2 separate regions of the Homo sapiens genome follow, and region 2 is linked to region 1. A link is a loop called in an ENCODE intact Hi-C map of the cell type or tissue named here. Cell type or tissue: dorsolateral prefrontal cortex. All regions are shown on one strand. Each heading gives the region's core, and the rest is flanking DNA. Links, peaks and the distances in the headings are about the cores only.

Region 1 (8,630 bases), core at 134-8,133:
GTGCTGGGATTACAGGCGTGAGCGACTGCACCCGGCCTCATTCTCTTTTTAGTGGGGGAAGAGTGTACCTGTTCTGTGATCTCCAGAGAGAAGCTTTAGTGTGGAGTTCTGTCTGCAAGAGAGTACACAGTTATTATGTTTTCTGTTTACAAAGTACCCCATCATTTAGGGAGACATTTAAAAGGTTTCAATTATCCTTTGGATTTAAAGTTTACAAGTTGACATTAAGAACAGAAAAGCACTTGAATAGCTCCTTTCACTGTCCATCAGAAAGCCTTCCAAGGGTGCCAAGGAGCTTTGCAAACCATGGGAAAATCGTGCCTTAAGCCATTTCAGTCTGGTAGCACATGTAATAATAAGGATAATGATGATAATATCCAACGTTTATCGATGGCTTCTGTATCACTCACTGTGCTAAGTGTTCAATACACTTTGTCTCATTTAATCCTCACTACAATCCCTTGCGGAAACTGTGTTGTTATCTTTGTTTTACAGATGAGGAGGGTGACTGCAGAGGGAGATACATGGTTTGCCCAAGGTTACATAGCTAGACATAAATGACAAGCAAGAGTGTGGCACCCTCACTTTTAATTCCAGGGACGCGTTCCTCTTCTAGTAGGAGTGGGATGAAGGTGTGGGGAAGGGAGGCGGTTGTTTGTGAGACATTCTATGACAGCAGTATTGTTACAGTTTCTACTTAACAACTAGGGCAATAAGCAAGTAACAAAGGAAAAGACCCAGAAATAGATTGGGAAAAAAATGTTGAAGAGCACTCAGGCTTTTGAAATAGTCTGAAGTCGTATAAATCCACCACAGTCACCTGTTTAATAAACCCACACAGTTCCCTATAACAAGTACTGCCCTTCATAATGTGCAGGTAGTACTGTGGATATTTACTGTGAATGAATTTTCCTTGTACATCTGCACTATCCTTCCCCTTGTGTCTTTTGATCAAGTGAAGGTTGCTCAAGTTGACATGTTTTTCTGAGACTGCGAAACAGGTTGCTGCATGCTCTTCCCCATGGGGCTAGAACCCTTTATCTTGGTATCATGAGTTGTATTATTTATTGCTAACTCTGGGTCTTAGGGGCTAATCCCTATCATCCTAACAGGGATTTTCTAATACCTAATAATACCCTCTTGGTGTAAGACTGGAAGTTAAACTAATATCGGCTGTAGTGAGAATAATAGGCTCAGTAGCTACCAACTCTGAAGCACTTACTAGAGACCGGACCCTGTGCCAAGTGCTTTCCATGCATTGTCTCCTTGAATCCTCTCAACGATGCCATGTTGGCCAGGTGCAGTGCCTCATGCCTTTAATCCCAGCACTTTGGGAGAGACCAAGGTGGGCGGAACACTTGAGGGCAGTGGTTTGAGACCAGCCTGGCCAACATGGTAAAAGCTTATGTCTACTAAAAATATAAAACTTAGCTGGATGTGGTGGCGCACGCCTGTAATCTCAGCCACTTGAAAGGCTGAGGCAGGAGAAACTATTGAACCTGGGATGTGGAGGTTGCAGTGAGTCAAGATCACACCACTGTACTCCAGCCTGGGCAACAGAGCGAGACTCTGTCTCAAAAAAAAAAATGCCATGTATTTTACAGTTGAGGAAACAGGCACAGATAAGTCACTTGCCTGCAGCCAAACAGCTAGTAGGTGTCAGAGTTAGGGTTCAAACCTAGGCAGCCTGACTCCATAGCCTGGGCACCTAACTATGTTTTTATTCTTTTCCTCACCACAGATTTTTAAATAAGGACTTATAAGCCTTCTCTTTATCTTTGGTAATTTTTGAATTTCTGTTGGCCTTAGCTTTAGCTGAAAGAGTTGTGAGGCCAGGTGTGGTGGCTCATGTCTGTAATCCCAACACCTTGGGAGGCCAAGACAGGAGTATTGCTTAAGGCCAGGGGTTCAAGACCAGCCTGGGCAACATGGCAAGATCCTGTTTCTTAAAAATTTTTTTTAAAAGATCAAAAAAAAAGGGGGGGTGTGCTTACCAATTTGTAGTGTGACCCTTAGGAAACTTGGTCTTTGGGTAGAGAATTTACAGTTCTTCAGGACATAGGAAAAGCAGAAGGAAGTTCAATTTTGTTGTTCTTGGGGGCAGAAAAGGACAGATGACCACTTAATAGAGTATGTTGGCTTTTTTCACCTGCGTGCTTAGTTACCACAGCCTTAGCAGACACCTCCTTGGAGAAGTAGAGGTATGTTCTCAACACTGTAGTTGATTCCTGTGACAGCGAAGGAACTTGATCATAATGGATTTGTCTTTTTCTGAGTTAATCCTCAGAAGAGAACAATAAAACCAAAGGACTAGAGGGAAACAAAAGCCAGGTTTATTTAAAGTTTTGGGTCCACACAATGCAAACATTTTCAATAAAAGCTGTTTCTGCAATGTTCTTGGCAGTTAGCTTCAGGCTTTTGTTTAGTGCATTTAGATGGTGAGTTGAAGTAGGAACCATGTGTAGTTTGTTCCCTACTCTCTACCTAGTACATAGCACAGGGCCTGGCACATACTAGATGCTCAGAAAATATGTGAACAGGTGAAGGTGCATTTCTAATACCAAGATTTTAAAGAAGAGATCAATATGTTAATTGGGAAATCTCAGCTGTTTAGTGATGTTGTCATTACAAAAAAGTACTTTTTCTTTTTACTTTTTTCATTTCTGCCACAATCATCCTAGTGTAGGCCACCATGACAACTCACCTACATGCTTCTTCTCCTTTTTTATTTTATTTTATTTTTTTTGGAGACAAGGTCTCACTCTGCTGCACAGGCTGGACTGCAGTGGCACGATCTCGGCTCACTGCAGCTTTCACCTCCTGGGCTCAAGCTATCCTCCCACCTCAGCCTCCCAAATAGCTGGGACTACAGGCTTCCACCCCCATGCCCGGCTAATTTTTGTATTTTTTGTACAGATGGGGTTTCGCCACGTTGCCCAGGCTGGTCTCAAACTCCTGGGCTCAGGTAGCAGAAAGGAATAATTCATTGAATGGTTTTGGTCACATGCCTTATCCTTTCCTGTAGAGGAGGCTGGTCGTTTAGTGAGCATTTGCAGAGCTCTAGACCCCAAGAGGGCTCTACCAGCCACTGGTGGTGCCTGAGGCTCTGAAGAGGTGAGAGAAGGCCCTGACTTTCAGGCAGTCCGTTTTCTCCTGGTGAATCCATGTGCTGACTTTGCTGCTTACTTAGCCAAAAGCATTTCAAGAAACCGTTGCTCCTGAAGAATGGGGGAAGCCATATTAGGTTGTAACCTCTTAGTATTAAAGAGGCTTCTTCTCCAACAGCTGGCTTTAAACATTTTCAAATTGTAATGCACTATGCTCAATACACGGATTATTTTCTTAAGTAAAGCCTCTCCACCCCGACCTGCTGCCACTCTGCCCCTCCAAAATAAAAGTATATTCAGAATTGATCATCCTTCCTCAGCTGCTTAGCTCACTTGGTCATGTTAAGAAAGCATAAGTAGCCAGGCGCGGTGGCTCACGCCTGTAATCCTAACACTTTGGGAGACCGAGGTGGGTGGATTGCCAGAGCTCAGGAGTTCGAGACGAGCCTGGGTAACTTGGTGAAACCCTGTGTCTACTAAAATACAAAAAATTAGCTGGGTGTGGTGGCGTATGCCTATAATCACAGCTACACAGGAGACTGAGACAGGAGAATTGCTTGAACCTGGGAGGCAGAGGTTGCAGTGAGCTGACGTCATGCCATTGCTCTCCAGCCTGGGTGACAAAGCGAGACACCATCTCAAAAAAAAAAGGTGGGGGGGAAGCATAAGTAATCAAGAATTCACAATTACCTCATTAGAGGGGAATTAAAAGCTATCGAGAAGCTTACAGTGTCTGTGAGATTCAGAACCTTGTGAGGGTGGACAGGCAGGAATATTTTTGCCTGGTGCAGCCCTGAATCTCTTCCTTAAGGTTGACGATGCTGCATTTCCTGTTGCAGAATTCCCAGAAGCAGCCTGTCAATGTTGGTAGGGCCAAAGCACATAACTTTCTGTGTTTGGATTAATGCCCGTATGGGAATAAAATCCAGACAAGCCTTGGCCTCCCCGCTTGCCTTAAAAAATTGGCTGAGTTTAAAAACTGGAATCGTCTCCATTGCTTGCTACTAAGGCTAGACTAGAAGGTTCTGTTTACCTGTGTCCATTTCATAGACGCACATGTGCCTTTGCAGCTTTGCCTCAAAGGGACTGTTTGTCCACATTTCACCCATTTTCTAACGCTAGCAAATGAGACTGTTAGTATTTTAAAGGCTGGTTCATCTTGGGCCCCTTGACCTTGACCAAGAGCTTTGCTTTTGGTATTGGACACTAGGTGGCGGTTTAAGACCTCCTGATGGGACCCATTAGATGGGATCTAACTATCATATATTATTATTATTATTATTTGGTTTATTAAAGAGTAGTTGGTTTTTCATCTCATACCAGTTCCCCTGGTCTTTTATTTTTTTCTAACATAAGTGCTGACATTTTCTTTCTTTTTTTTTTTTTTTTTCTTTTTGAGATGAAGTTTCGCTCTTGTTGCCCAGGCTAGAGTACAATGGCCCGATCTCAGCTCATCGCAACCTCTGCATCCTGGGTGCAAGCGATTCTCCTGCCTCAGCCTCCCGAGTAGCTGGGATTATAGGCGTGGGCCACCAGGCCCGGCTAATTTTGTATTTTTAGTAGAGACAGGGTTTCTCCATGTTGGTCAGGCTGGTCTCAAACTCCTCACCTTAGGCGATCCGCCCGCCTCGGCCTCCCAAAGCGCTGGGATTACAGGCGTGAGCCACCACGCCCAGCCCAATGCTGACATTTCCTTAAAGAGTTCTTTCATAACAAGCGTCAGTTATTATTTGGTTCCAGGCTTTGCAGAAATGAGTGTTTACTTTCAGCTGCACAAGTGATGACTAGAGGGAAAAAAAACTGCTATTAAGGGAAATGTTGACTGTTGCTGGTTGAATATGAAAATTGTACCAGCTTTCAGCTTGTTGCACTTCAGTACCTTCTGCCAGTTCAGGTAAAAACTCTGTTGTAGCCCAGGAAATACTGTAAACATGGAATATTGACTTACAGAGTGTGATTAGCCTACCAATCAGCTTCAGTAGATGTGACTTTTGGTGGTTGCTCTCTCTCCTAAGTATAAATTTTAAAAGCTGATGAGAATGAATAAAGCCATGCATATTGAATATAAAGCAGATTTTCAGGGTATCTGTCTTAATTTTTTTCCTTTTCCCCATTGGTGTACATAGGCTGATGCGGATAGTTTTTATATGACATGCAATGGCCGCCAGTTCAACTCAATAGAAGATGACGTTTGCCAGCTAGTGTATGTGGAAAGAGCTGAAGTGCTCAAATCTGAAGATGTAAGTGTGAATTGTTCCTATATTTAATTAAAATATATCAGATTGGTGTAAAATTGAATGCTAAGGTATCTGTGAAATACCCAGAATAGGCCAGTCCATAGACACAGAAAGTAGACTGGTGGTTATCAGGGCAGGAAGAGACGAATGGGGAGTGCCTGCTAACAGGATACAGGCTTTCTTCTGGAAGTGATGGACGTGTTCTAGAATTAGATAGTGATGACAGTTGCACAACCTTGTGAATATACTACAAGCCAATGAACTGTATACTTTAAAATAGAGAATTTTATTGAATATCTCATTTTCTAAAATTTCAAAAAACGTAAAAAAAAAGAAAAAAGATACTGCATTGTTGAAATTGAGTGTTTATCAATTCTAGATCAACGAAGCCTGGAGCTGAAAATAAATGTTTTTGTTTTCAATATTAACTCCTAATTCTTGTTTCTGCCTTTTATTTTTGAGACAGGGTCTCGCTGTGTCACCTAGGCTGGAGCACAGTGGTGTGACCTTGGCTCACTGCAGCCTCTGTCTCTCCAGTTCAAGCATCTGCTAGCCTCAGCCTCCTGGGTAGCTGGGACTACAAGTGTGTACCACCACGCCTGGCTAATTTTTTAAATTTGTTTTAGAGACAAGATCACCCTGGCTGGGCGCGGTGGTTCATGCCTATAATCCCAGCTCTTTGGGAGGCTGAGGTGACGGATCGCTTGAGCACAGGAGTTGGGAGGCCGAGGTGATGGATTGCTTGAGTGTAGGAATTCGAGACCAGGCTGGGCAACATGACGAAACCCTGTCTCTACAAAAAATACAAAAATTAGCCAGGTGTGATGCTGAGCACCTTTGGTCCCAGCTACTCAGGACCCTGAAGCAGGAAGATCACCTGAGTCGGGGGAGGTCCAGGCTATAGTGAGCCGTGATCTTGCCATTGCACTCTAGCCTGGGCAACAGTGAGACCCTGTCTCAAAAAAAAAAAAAAAAAAAAAAAGTCTCTCTGTTACCCAGACTGTTCTTGAACTCCTCAGCTCAAGCATTTTTCCCACCATGGCCTTCCAAAGTGCTGGGATTACAAGTGTGAGCGACTGTGCCTGGCCTCTTGATTCCGTTTTGTTTTGTTTTGGAGACAGAGTGTCACTCTGTTGCCCAGGCTGGAGTGCAGTGGCACTCTCTTGGCTCACTGCAACCTCCACCTCCCAGGTTCAAGCGATTCTTGTGCCTCACCCTCCTGAGTAGCTGGGATTACAGGCATACGCCACTATGCCAGGCTAATTTTTTTATTTTTAGTGGAGATGGGGTTTCACCACACTGGCCAGGCTAGTCTCGAACTCCTGGCCTCAAGTGATCTGCCCACCTTGGCCTCCCAAAGTGCTGGGATTATAAGCATGAGCCACTGTGCATGGCGTTGATTCTGTTTTGATAGCAATTTGTGATGGCTCTGATCTTTCACTCCCATGGGAACCTTTCCTATATTATGTGGTCACTGGAATCATTTTGTAAAGTAGCAATACAGCTCTTTATTTTAAGATATATTTTAAGATTAAGATTTCTTTTTCCTTTCTTTTTTTTTTGGAGACATGAGTCTCACTCTGTCACCCAGGCTGGAGTATAGTGGCGTGATCTTGGCTCACTATAACCTCCACCTCCCAGGTTCAGGCAATTCTCGTGCCTCAGAATCCCAAGTGGCTAGGACTATAGGCATGCGCCATCACTCCCGGCTACTTTTTGTATTTTTAGTAGAGATGGGGTTTTGCCATGTTGGCCAGGCTGGTCTCAAACTTCTGATCTCAGGTGATCGGCCCACTTTGGCCTCCCAAAGTGTTAGGATTACAGGCATGAGCCACCGCGCCCGGCCAGATTTCTTTTATTTTAAATTAGACCTGGGCCAGATGCGATGTCTCATGCTTGTAATCCCAGCACTTTAGAAGGCCAAGGTGGGCGGATAACTTGAGGTCAGGAGTTTGAGACCAGCCTGGCCAACATGAGGAAACTCATCTCTACTAAATATACAAAAATTAGCCTGGTGTCGTGGCAGATGCCTGTAGTCTCAGCTACTCCGGAGGCTGAGGCAGAATTGCTTAAACCCCGGAGGCCGAGGTTGCAGTGAGCTGAGATTGCGCCACTGCACTCTAGCCTGGGCAACAGAACAAGACTCCCATCTAAAAAACAAAATTAAAAAATTAAGTAGACCTGAAGGTCTTTTTACTTTGAGATCCGCTTGATGGAAGTTAGTTCTGAGTAGATTGTTTTAGCATTTGATTAGGTGAAATCAAAATTTGATAAGTGGGTGGCGGGGGAAAATGTTGGATGGGAGAGAAGAAGGCTGAAAAGTCTCAGCGAGCTGGAGCTGCCAGAGGACCTGAAGAAGAGGCAGAAAAACTTGTGAAAACTAAAACTGTTTCTTCCAGTAATGGAGGGGAAAGTTCCAGTCGCAGCATTGAGAAACGGTCAGATGAAGAAGAAGCTGCAGACCTCCCAACAAAGCCTACAGTGATCTCCAAGTTTGGATTTGCCTTAGTTGGATGACAAAGAAAGCATCAACAATATCCATCAAACTTGGATCAAATAAGCCAAAAGAAACTGTTCCAACTCTTGCTCCAAGCACTTTTTCAGGAGCAGCAGCTTTTAATGAAGATGAAGATAGTGAACCAGAGGAAATCTCCAGAAGCAAAGATGAAGATGAAGAATATTGGAAGGGATACACCAACATCAGCTGGACCAAACTCCTTCAATAAAAGAAAGCATGGGTTTTTTGATAACCAGAAGCTATGGGAGCGAAATATAAAATCTTATGTTGGAAATGTCAATGACCAAGACAATTAAACGATGTTTTGAAATTGGGGTGTGGGGTGGGTGTAAACTTAAAAGGAACAGTTTCCTTTTTTAAAGAATGGTATAAGACTATTTTTGGAGCCACTTTTTTTTTCTCTTTCATTTTTTGTTTAAATATTGAGCTGTACACTAATAAGTTAGGGTTCAAAATTAGAGGTAATTTATGTTTTATATACAGATTTCAAGACATTTGCTAATTTTGTAGTTTCATGTGATTAGTTTCCAAAGGTTACAGATAATAAATCAGAAATGGTACCTTTTTAAGAATTGCATATATTTTTAGAGACAACTATTAACACATTAAGAGGGAAGCAAAGCCGGGCATGGTGGCTCACACCTGTAATCCCAGCACTTCGGGAGGCGAAGGCAGGCGGATCACCTGAGGTCAGGAGTTCAAGACCAACCTGACCAACATGAAGAAACCCCGTCTCTACTAAAAATACAAAATTAGCCAGGCATGGTG
Region 2 (8,630 bases), core at 333-8,332, 140 kb after region 1:
CCCCATAGATGCTGAAGGACAACTGTAGTGTGTGTTGGAATAATTTATTTTCAAATGGATCATTTGGAGAACACTATTCTTTAGGAAACATAGCCTCCTAAGTTCTGTTCCATACATCCCTTTCACCTCCACGGCGTTGTAGCATCCTGCTTTCATGACTGTGTCATCACTCGGAAGGAACTGCTTCTCTTCCAGAATGCTTTTCAAGATCTACTCTGACCACAGCTATAAACTTTACACTTCTATTCTCTTCTTGCCCCTCACAGTGTTCTCTGTTCCTCTAAGATCTTAAACTCTGTCTACTCCTAATCCAGCCTGCTGGGTGTGGCTGGAGAAAGTCCCACTGGGGGGCTGATTAGTTAGGAATGTAGGGTTTCCAGCTCTTGCTGGAGCCTCAGAAGAGTTCAGCAGACTTTTTTTTTTTTTTTTTTCCTTAAACCTATTTCTGCAGCCTTGATGACCACTCCTTCCAGTCCCTCACCTATTTGCTTTATTCATGGCAGAGGCTCTTTCTTCCTGCTTGTCAGTACAAAGAGGCAGGATTCTTCACCTGGATCTGTGGATTCTCAAAGAATTTGTGGAGAGAATTCAGGGCATTGATGACCTTGGATGAAGAGAAATTTACATCTTTATTTACACTAACCTTCAAGTGAAATTTAGCATTTTTTGCCATTTAAAAATATGGGCAACAAACAACTAGTAGTATTAGCAGTATTTATGACTTAAGCACCTATAGAACTCAGTTAATTTCATATCGCTTGATGTTATGGGTATCTCAAATTATTATTTTATGTATATATATTTTTGAGATGGAGTCTCGCTCTGTCTCCCAGGCTGAGTGCAGTGGTGCAGTCTCAGCCCATTGCAACCTCTGCCTCCTGGGTTCAAACGATTCTCCTGCCTCAGCCTCCTGAGTAGCTGGGATTACAGGCGCACACCACCACGCCTAGCTAATGTTTGTATTTTCAGTAGAGAAGGGGTTTCACCATATTGGCCAGGCTGGTCACCAACTCCTGACCTCAAGTGATCCGCCTGCCTTGGCTTCCAAAGTGCTGGGATTACAGGTGTGAGCCACCGCACCCGGCCTCAAATTATTTTTAGAAACAGAATCTTGATATGGTATCCGCTCTGGCCTTGAACTTGTGGGCTCAGGCAGTCCTCCCACCTCAGCCTCCTGAGTAGCTGGGATTATAGGCATGTGCCACTGCACCAGGCTTCAAATTATTATGTATGTTCATCACCTCTTTAAATTTATAATAGTTATTAAACCTGTTACTGGATCTTAATATTTAATGCTTTAATTAAGAACATGTATGTTACTATGCCAACAGATTTTTTTAGTTTTTGATAACTGCATTTCATTGTTACTTGTTCTCATTTGATTTCCTGTGTATTTTACGAATTTAAGTACATTCTGAATACGGTTTCATAGGCTTCCCTAAAATATTGAAGGGGCCCATGGATTAAGAAAAAGGCTAAGAATCCCTAATCTAGAGGCTCCCCACAGTCCTCTTTTGTCATCATACCCCTACCCCATTCTAGCCTGAGGAGCGTGGCTCCACCTGTGCCCTTGGTTTTGTTGTTCCAGTCCATACATCCTGCACCCTTAACTGTGTTTCTTATCCCCAACTTGTTTCTTTGTGTTATTCTTCAGTATTATAGTCTTTAATATAATCTGTATAATACATGGTGTAGTAGTATATGCTCGTAGTATACAATTCAGTTAGAACAGATGAGTATTCAATGAAAAGATAATCTCCTCTCTAACCCCCAGTCCCACTTCCCTGGGGAAGCCTGTGTTCTTGTGTACAATTCAGAAAATGTTTATACACATATTTTTTATTTATTTATTTTTTGAGACGGAGTCTCGCTCTCGCCAGGTTGGAGTGCAGTGGCGCAATCTTGGCTCACTACAACCTCCGCCTCCCTAGTAGTTCAAGCAATTCAAGGTTCAAGCAATTCGCCTGCCTCAGCCTCCCGAGTAGCTGGGACTATAGGCGTGTACCACCACGCCTACCTAATTTTTGTATTTTTAGTAGAGACAGGGTTTCACCATGTTGGCCAGGATGGTCTCGATCTCTTGACCTCATGATCCACCCGCCTCAGCCTCCCAAAGTGCTGGGATTACAGATGTGAGCCACTGTGCCCAGCCTGTTGATTTAATTTTAAACAGAGTTTCGCTCTTGTTACCCAGGCTGGAGTGCAATGGTGCGATCTCGGCTCACCGCAGCCTCTGCCTCCCAGGTTCAAGTGATTCTCCTGCTTCAGCCTCCCGAGCAGCTGGGATTACAGGCATGCACCACCATGCACAGCTATATTTAGTAGAGATGGGGGTTTCTCCATGTTGGTCAGGCTGGTCTCGAACTCCGGACCTCAGGTGATCCGCCCGCCTCGGCCTCCCAAAGTGATGGGATTACAGGCGTCAGCCACTGCACCCCGCCTATACACATTTTTTTGTTTTTTGTTTTTTTGAGATGGAGTCTCGCTCTGTTGTCCAGGCTGGAGTGCAGTGGCGCGATCTCTGCTCACTGCAAGCTCTGCCTCCCTGGTTCACACCATTCTCCTGCCTCAGCCTCCCGAGTAGCTGGGATTACAGGCGCCGGCCACTACGCCCATCTAACTTTTTGTATTTTTAGTAGAGATGGGGTTTCACCGTGTTAACCAGGATGGTCTTGATCTCCTGACCTCGTGATCTGCCTGACTGGGCCTCCCAAAATGCTGAGATTACAGGCGTGAGCCACCGCTCCCAGCTATACACGTATTTTTAATGCCACTCCAGTCTATGTTGGAACCATTTTACTTCCCCTTTCTTATTTTCTTCTTGTGTTCTTGAAGGCCTAGATCAGCTGTTGCTGATAGGCTGTCACTGTCACTTTAGAAAGCCCAGAGCCTTTTGTTCCTTAGAACTTTGTTTTTAATTGTATTGTAGCACTCATTGTATTCGATTCTAAAAGATTTGCTTCATTTCTGTAACTAGTCTCTTACACCCAGGAGCTCCTAGTTCCTACAGGAAATGCTGGGAATTGTATCAGTCAAATGTGAATCCCCACCTCGTCCAGACTTATGAGTGCATTGTAGGTACTCAGTAAGTGCTAAAAATGACTAAATAGTCCCACTGATACCAATCTATATACTGATACTTTATATAGTATATAGATTGGTCCACATATAACGATGACACATAATGAGAAACTGTCTTAAAAAGTTGTTGAAAGTGCCGCAGGAATAGGAATTGATCAAAACAATATGATTTTTTAGGTTTATATGGAACTTTGATGTTTGAGAAAAGGCTGATTTAGTTGAGAAGAAATGGTTAGCTGAGGATTTTGATGACTTCTCTGGAAGCACATTTGAGGGTTTGTGATGTTAAATCTGATGTTAATGATTATTTCATCCAGTTTTATGTCATTTTATAGTTTTTATACATTTAAGTATATTTATTTCTAATGTTTAACACTACCATTTTAGTTATTTGACCATTATTCTGGCCCTTTAAAAAATGCTCAGACAAGTTTGAATGATTTTTCAGAGGCATTATTGGCTCAGAGGTAAAAGAGGAAAGATTGAGAAGCTGAATATGTACTCTGTTTCCTGGGTATGGGGCTGGGGATACCCAGAAGAGGTTCACACGTTGGTCGAGACATTTCTTTATGACCACCAGCAGGTGGCATCACCGGCCCAAAATGACTAAGTTTCTGCCCAGAATCAGAAGAGAAGGTGTTGAGAGCCCACTGCTGTGGGGGTAGCATGGAGGTGGGATACAGGGGCTGGAGGTGATACAATTTTGTTTCTTCCTCCAACATCGCCTGCTAGTCTAGAGGCTTTTATAAATTGAAAAACTAATTCTTTATCATCTCATCTGATGGTTTTTATGTTTTTCCTTTTTTCTCTCTATACCTGTAGTTCCTTCAGAAACAGGTAACACTTTTCTAATAGTCACGTTGTATTCTTGCATCTTGTTGTTACAATGCTTTTGTTTCTCACCATAGGGGATGATGGAAAATTAATATTCTTTGACTTATGGCATTGGTAAAATCTGCATGCAAATTCCCACAGTTGCCTGTAGATTAGAGCCAGTTGTTTTTTTCTCAACTTTGCAGGAATCCTGGTTACAACATTGTACTATTTACTACCAACAGTGTTTTTTTTTTTTAAAATCCAGACTTGCTGGGCATAGTGGCTCATGCCTGTAATCTCAGCGACTTGGGAGGCTGAGGTGGGAGGATTGCTTGAGCCCAGGGCTGCAGTGATTGCGGCACTACACTCCAGCATGAGTGACAAAGACCCCATCTCTGAAAAAACAAAAACAAAAACAAATTTTTTTTAAAGAAACAGAAACAAAAATCCAAACTTGTAACCACTGTAAAACAAATCAGAATTTACGATAGTGGATATTATTAATAGTGCAGAATGGATACCCAGATCTTGCTTCCTTTCTAGCTAATGATGCAATGTTGGCCTGAAATGCATTACTTATAGCCAGGGATTTTCTCAGCATCCTGATGATATAGCCTCATTTCGTGCTAACTCTCCACTTCTGCACATCTTCCCCTAAGTCCTTTACTCATCTTTAGAAAGAGCTACTTTTGGTGAAATTTTAAAACCAAGGAATATCATTCTTTATAGAATCACACTTCTGTGTTTTCCCCTTCCCCATTTCTGTCTCGAAAGCGACAGACTGCTACATAACCTGTGAATACTTTTTTTTAAAAAAAGTTTGGTATTGTAAACAGAAGATTTAAGATTAAAATGTAGCATTGAGAAAAATAGATTTATTAATAATGCCCTCTTAACACAACCTAAATTCTGGTCAGTGGAATAAAGCCTGGGTCCTAAAGTTTTAGACGCTTGCTTGCTTTTCCACACTGGCTCTTACTTGGGGATCCTTTTAGAAATTTGTTTAGAATAATACTGTAAAAACATATTTAAGCTACTTTGTGTGTACATTTGGGATCTTTTGGTTTGAAGACGGCTTGACTCAAGACTTTCTAAATATTTTCACACACACACACATACCCTGTAGTGAGAAAAAAATCCGTTTATATGGTTCTATAAAAATCTCTAGCTGCTTCGAGCTTTAATTTCTTGAATCAAAAGAGTATTGTTTTTAATACTGAGCTTCTATCTAAATAAATGCTTTATTTACTTAAATGTGTGCTTTTCAAAAACTAGTATGATTAAGACATTAACAGGATCTTAGACGTAAAGGAACAGTCCTGTTGCTTCTTCCAGAAGATAATATGACTCGTTTGGAATTTTCCTATAGTGTAGTTTTTTGTCTAGTGTTGTGAGAATTAAAGGGATTTCAGGATCTTAAGGTAGGTTATTATTTGATGTTTTCTTGGAACATTTTACATTCTTGAAAATACACATGGCTAAATTAATTTTTGCCAGCAATCCACATAACTTTAAGATAATGTAGAGAAGAACGTGATTCAGGTTAGTATCAAATAAGGTCAGATTTCTAGTGCCATCAGTAGCTTTCAGCAAAGATGAGGTGTTGGTAAGATAGCATTAGTCTCTTAGAATCTCTTAGAGAGATTTTCCAAAATTCAGCCATTTCTAGTGAATGCTCCATTCCACCCCCAGCTGAGTCCTGCTGCTCTGGGGAACTCCCTCAGCACACTCTTGGCTCTTAGAATTGCTAGCAATGGGAGTAGTGCTGCTGGTGGAGCTGGCAGCTAAGCCCAGAGGTGGATTAATGCTTTTATTCCCTGATGTACAGGTACACACACTCATACCTACCCACACCTAGTTTGGGATAAGAAGAGGTTAGAATTAGCTAGGCTTGAAGTTCCATGCTTAAATTTGCTGGCTCAGATTTCTTATTTTGGCATCACTTTGCCCATTAGGGAGACAATGACAGTTATAGAAGCATTGCCAAATAAAAAATCCATCTGGAATAACCTCTTTTGTAGGAGTATTGTGTGTTTAGTTGTTGATTCGTCCCTTCCTCCTCTTAGTGGCAACTTACAGTACTGGGAAGGAACAGTGGCTGGGAGCTTATATTCCTCAGCAGAGCCAGATCAGCAGAAGTATTACTCCTTAGTTCGTAGTAGGTGGTACCCTATGGGTCCAGTCATTTAAATGCAAGCCTGTATCTACAGAGCGTTTCCTAGTGCCATCATTGCCCAGTGGGCCTTTATTTAGCTGAGTCTAACTCCCAACTAGAGAAAATTTCCTGTGCCAGACAGCAGTATGGTCAGCTAACATGTGGATGCTACATTTGCTTTCATAAGTCAGTACTCTTCAATAACATTAGTAGAAGAGAAGAGGACACAAAGTGAGAGTGTGTTAATAGGAAGTCCAGGTATGCCTGCTACCTGAACTTTCTGAGACAGGTAATACTGTAGGGCCTGAACTTTGTAGCAGAGTGGTTATATATGAAGAAGTGGGTTCTGGGAGGGGTTAAACCACTTAGAATGGCTTCATTTACTAATGGCAAGAGTTTGCTGGGATATTGACCACTGTACATAGACATGAATATGGAAAGTTAAAAACAAAATCCACATATATTTGGCTGCAAGTACTCCGAAGGTATATCTAATTAGTGCATCCATTAAACAAAAGAGATATTTTAGGCCGGGCATGGTTGCTCACACCTGTAATCCCAGCACTTTGGGAGGCCAAGGTGGGTGGATCACCTGAGGTCAGGAGTTCGAGACCAGCCTGGCCAACATGGTGAAACCCTGTCTCTGCTAAAAATACAAACATTAGCTGGGCGTGTTGGTGGGCGCCTGTAATCTTAGCTACTTGGGAGGCTGAGGCAGGAGATTCCCTTGAACCTGGAAGGTGGATGTTGCAGGGAGCCGAGATGGTGTCACTGCACTCCGGTCTGGGTGAAAGAGCAAGCTCCATCTCAAAAAAGAAAAAAAAAAAAAGAGATATTTTTGATGGATTGATAGAAATTTTCTTTTTCTTTTTTTTTTTGAGACAGGGTCTCACTCTGTCGCCAGGCTGGAGCACAGTGGCGTGATCTCCATTCATTGCAACCTCCACCTCCCGGGTTCAAACGATTCTCCTTCCTCAGCCTCCCGAGTAGCTGGGACTACAGGCATGTGCCACCATGCCCAACTAATTTTTGTATTTTTAGTAGAGAGAGGGTTTCACCATGTTGGCCAGGATGGTCTCGATCTCTTAACCTCATGATCCACCTGCCTGGGCCTCCCAAAGTGCTGGTATTACAGGCATGAGCCACCACATCTGGCCAGAAATTTTCTTGGTCACTTCTGAGACATGCAGAGTAATTACCTGTAATATAATTTAATGAATTATGTCAATATATTAAAATATGCTTCATGTGGGCTGGGCATGGTGGCTCATGCCTGTAATCCCAGCACTTTGGGAGGCCAAGGTGGGGGTATCACTAGGTCAGGAGATCAAGACCAGCCTGGCTAACACGGTGAAACCCCGTCTACTAAAAATACAAAAAATTATCCGGGCGTGGTGGTACACACCTGTAGTCCCAGCTACTCGGGAGACTGAGGCAGGAGAATCGCTTGAACCCGGGAGGCAGAGGTTGCAGTGAGCCGAGATCACGCCACTGCATTCCAGCCTGGGCAACAGAACGAGACTCTATCTCAAAAAAAAAAAAAAAATGCTTCGTGTGGCTTAAAATTATATGAAAAGAAAATACCTTTACTGATAGTCATCTGTGATTCCATTTGCTAAATTAAACGTGAAAGCATACTTTTACTGAATACTATATATTCCGTATCAGTTTAGATAGCAGTTTATCTTCACATACATAAGTTTTAAGTTTACCTTTATTATAGTGCATTGGTCTTTTGTTTTCATCAACCTAAATTATGTTCAATAAATGTTTCTGTTAGATTTTAAGTTAAACAATTATGTGAAATTCATTTTTCGTAATTGTTTTTTAACATATGTCTTTGTTGGTAATTCACGTGTGTGAGTGTAACTGATTGCCAGATTATATAAACTTTCAACCAAAACCATTCTTTGCAGATGCTTTTACTGACTCTGCTATCAGTGCTAAAGTGAATGGCGAACACAAAGAGAAGGACCTGGAGCCCTGGGATGCAGGTGAACTCACAGCCAATGAGGAACTTGAGGCTTTGGAAAATGACGTAGTAAGTAACATCTTTGTAATTATTGCTAGACTCTGGTCAGTATGACATCCTGTCACTTGGTTGTAATTTAAATGTGCTTTTGTTGTTGTTGTTATTGTAGTGAGTGTATTTAGAGCAGCAGGTTTGTTGTATAACTAGAGACTTTCTCCCAAGCAATATATAAAGAAAAATGTTTGTCATTTTACTTGTAGGGGTTAAGCAGGAGTACTGTCTGTTCTTGTGGATGCTCATGAATTACTTCTTTGTGATTAAAATAAATAATAAGAAGTAGCTTAAATTAAAATTAGAAACCATGGGAAATGCCGGTGTGTTTTGCTTTAACACCCAGCCAAATAAGGTAGCCTAAGGAAAGTGGTGTCTTAATTGTTGACTTCACCTAGAGAAGAGGTTGAAGTAGGACATTTTAAGCCTCTTGTCTGAAGAAAAGGTTGTCATTAAGATAAATAATTAGGTTACATTGGAATTAAAGCATTACATAAATTTCTTGGTCTTAAATTTGGATTATTCTCCACAAAATTCTTTTATTTCTAAAACGCC

The links. A loop is a pair of places that touch in the nucleus more often than their neighbours do. Peaks named below come from ENCODE experiments on the same cell type or tissue, not always from the same donor. Only the 100,000 strongest peaks of a DNase experiment are listed, where the experiment ranks them.
Region 2: a loop joins it to region 1, with 2.4 times the contacts of the local background. A loop is called at or near these places in 21 of 110 quality-filtered maps.

What each region holds. Positions count from the first base shown.
Region 1 is chr12:111,669,378-111,678,007 of GRCh38, reverse strand. BRAP (BRCA1 associated protein) reads left to right here. Exons shown (of 12, transcript NM_006768.5): 5 at 5,234-5,347. It also overlaps the pseudogene PCNPP1. Among named protein-coding and RNA genes, the nearest start is that of BRAP, 12 kb to the left of the region's middle. In dorsolateral prefrontal cortex, for the core only: a CTCF peak has its summit at 4,336 (motif pointing right); no DNase peak of the experiment used is centred there; H3K27ac peaks cover 343 bases.
Region 2 is chr12:111,524,655-111,533,284 of GRCh38, reverse strand. ATXN2 (ataxin 2) reads left to right here. Exons shown (of 25, transcript NM_001372574.1): 6 at 7,969-8,093. Among named protein-coding and RNA genes, the nearest start is that of ATXN2, 70 kb to the left of the region's middle. In dorsolateral prefrontal cortex, for the core only: CTCF peaks have their summits at 3,474 and 3,675 (motif pointing right); a DNase peak (open chromatin) is centred at 3,673; H3K27ac peaks cover 597 bases.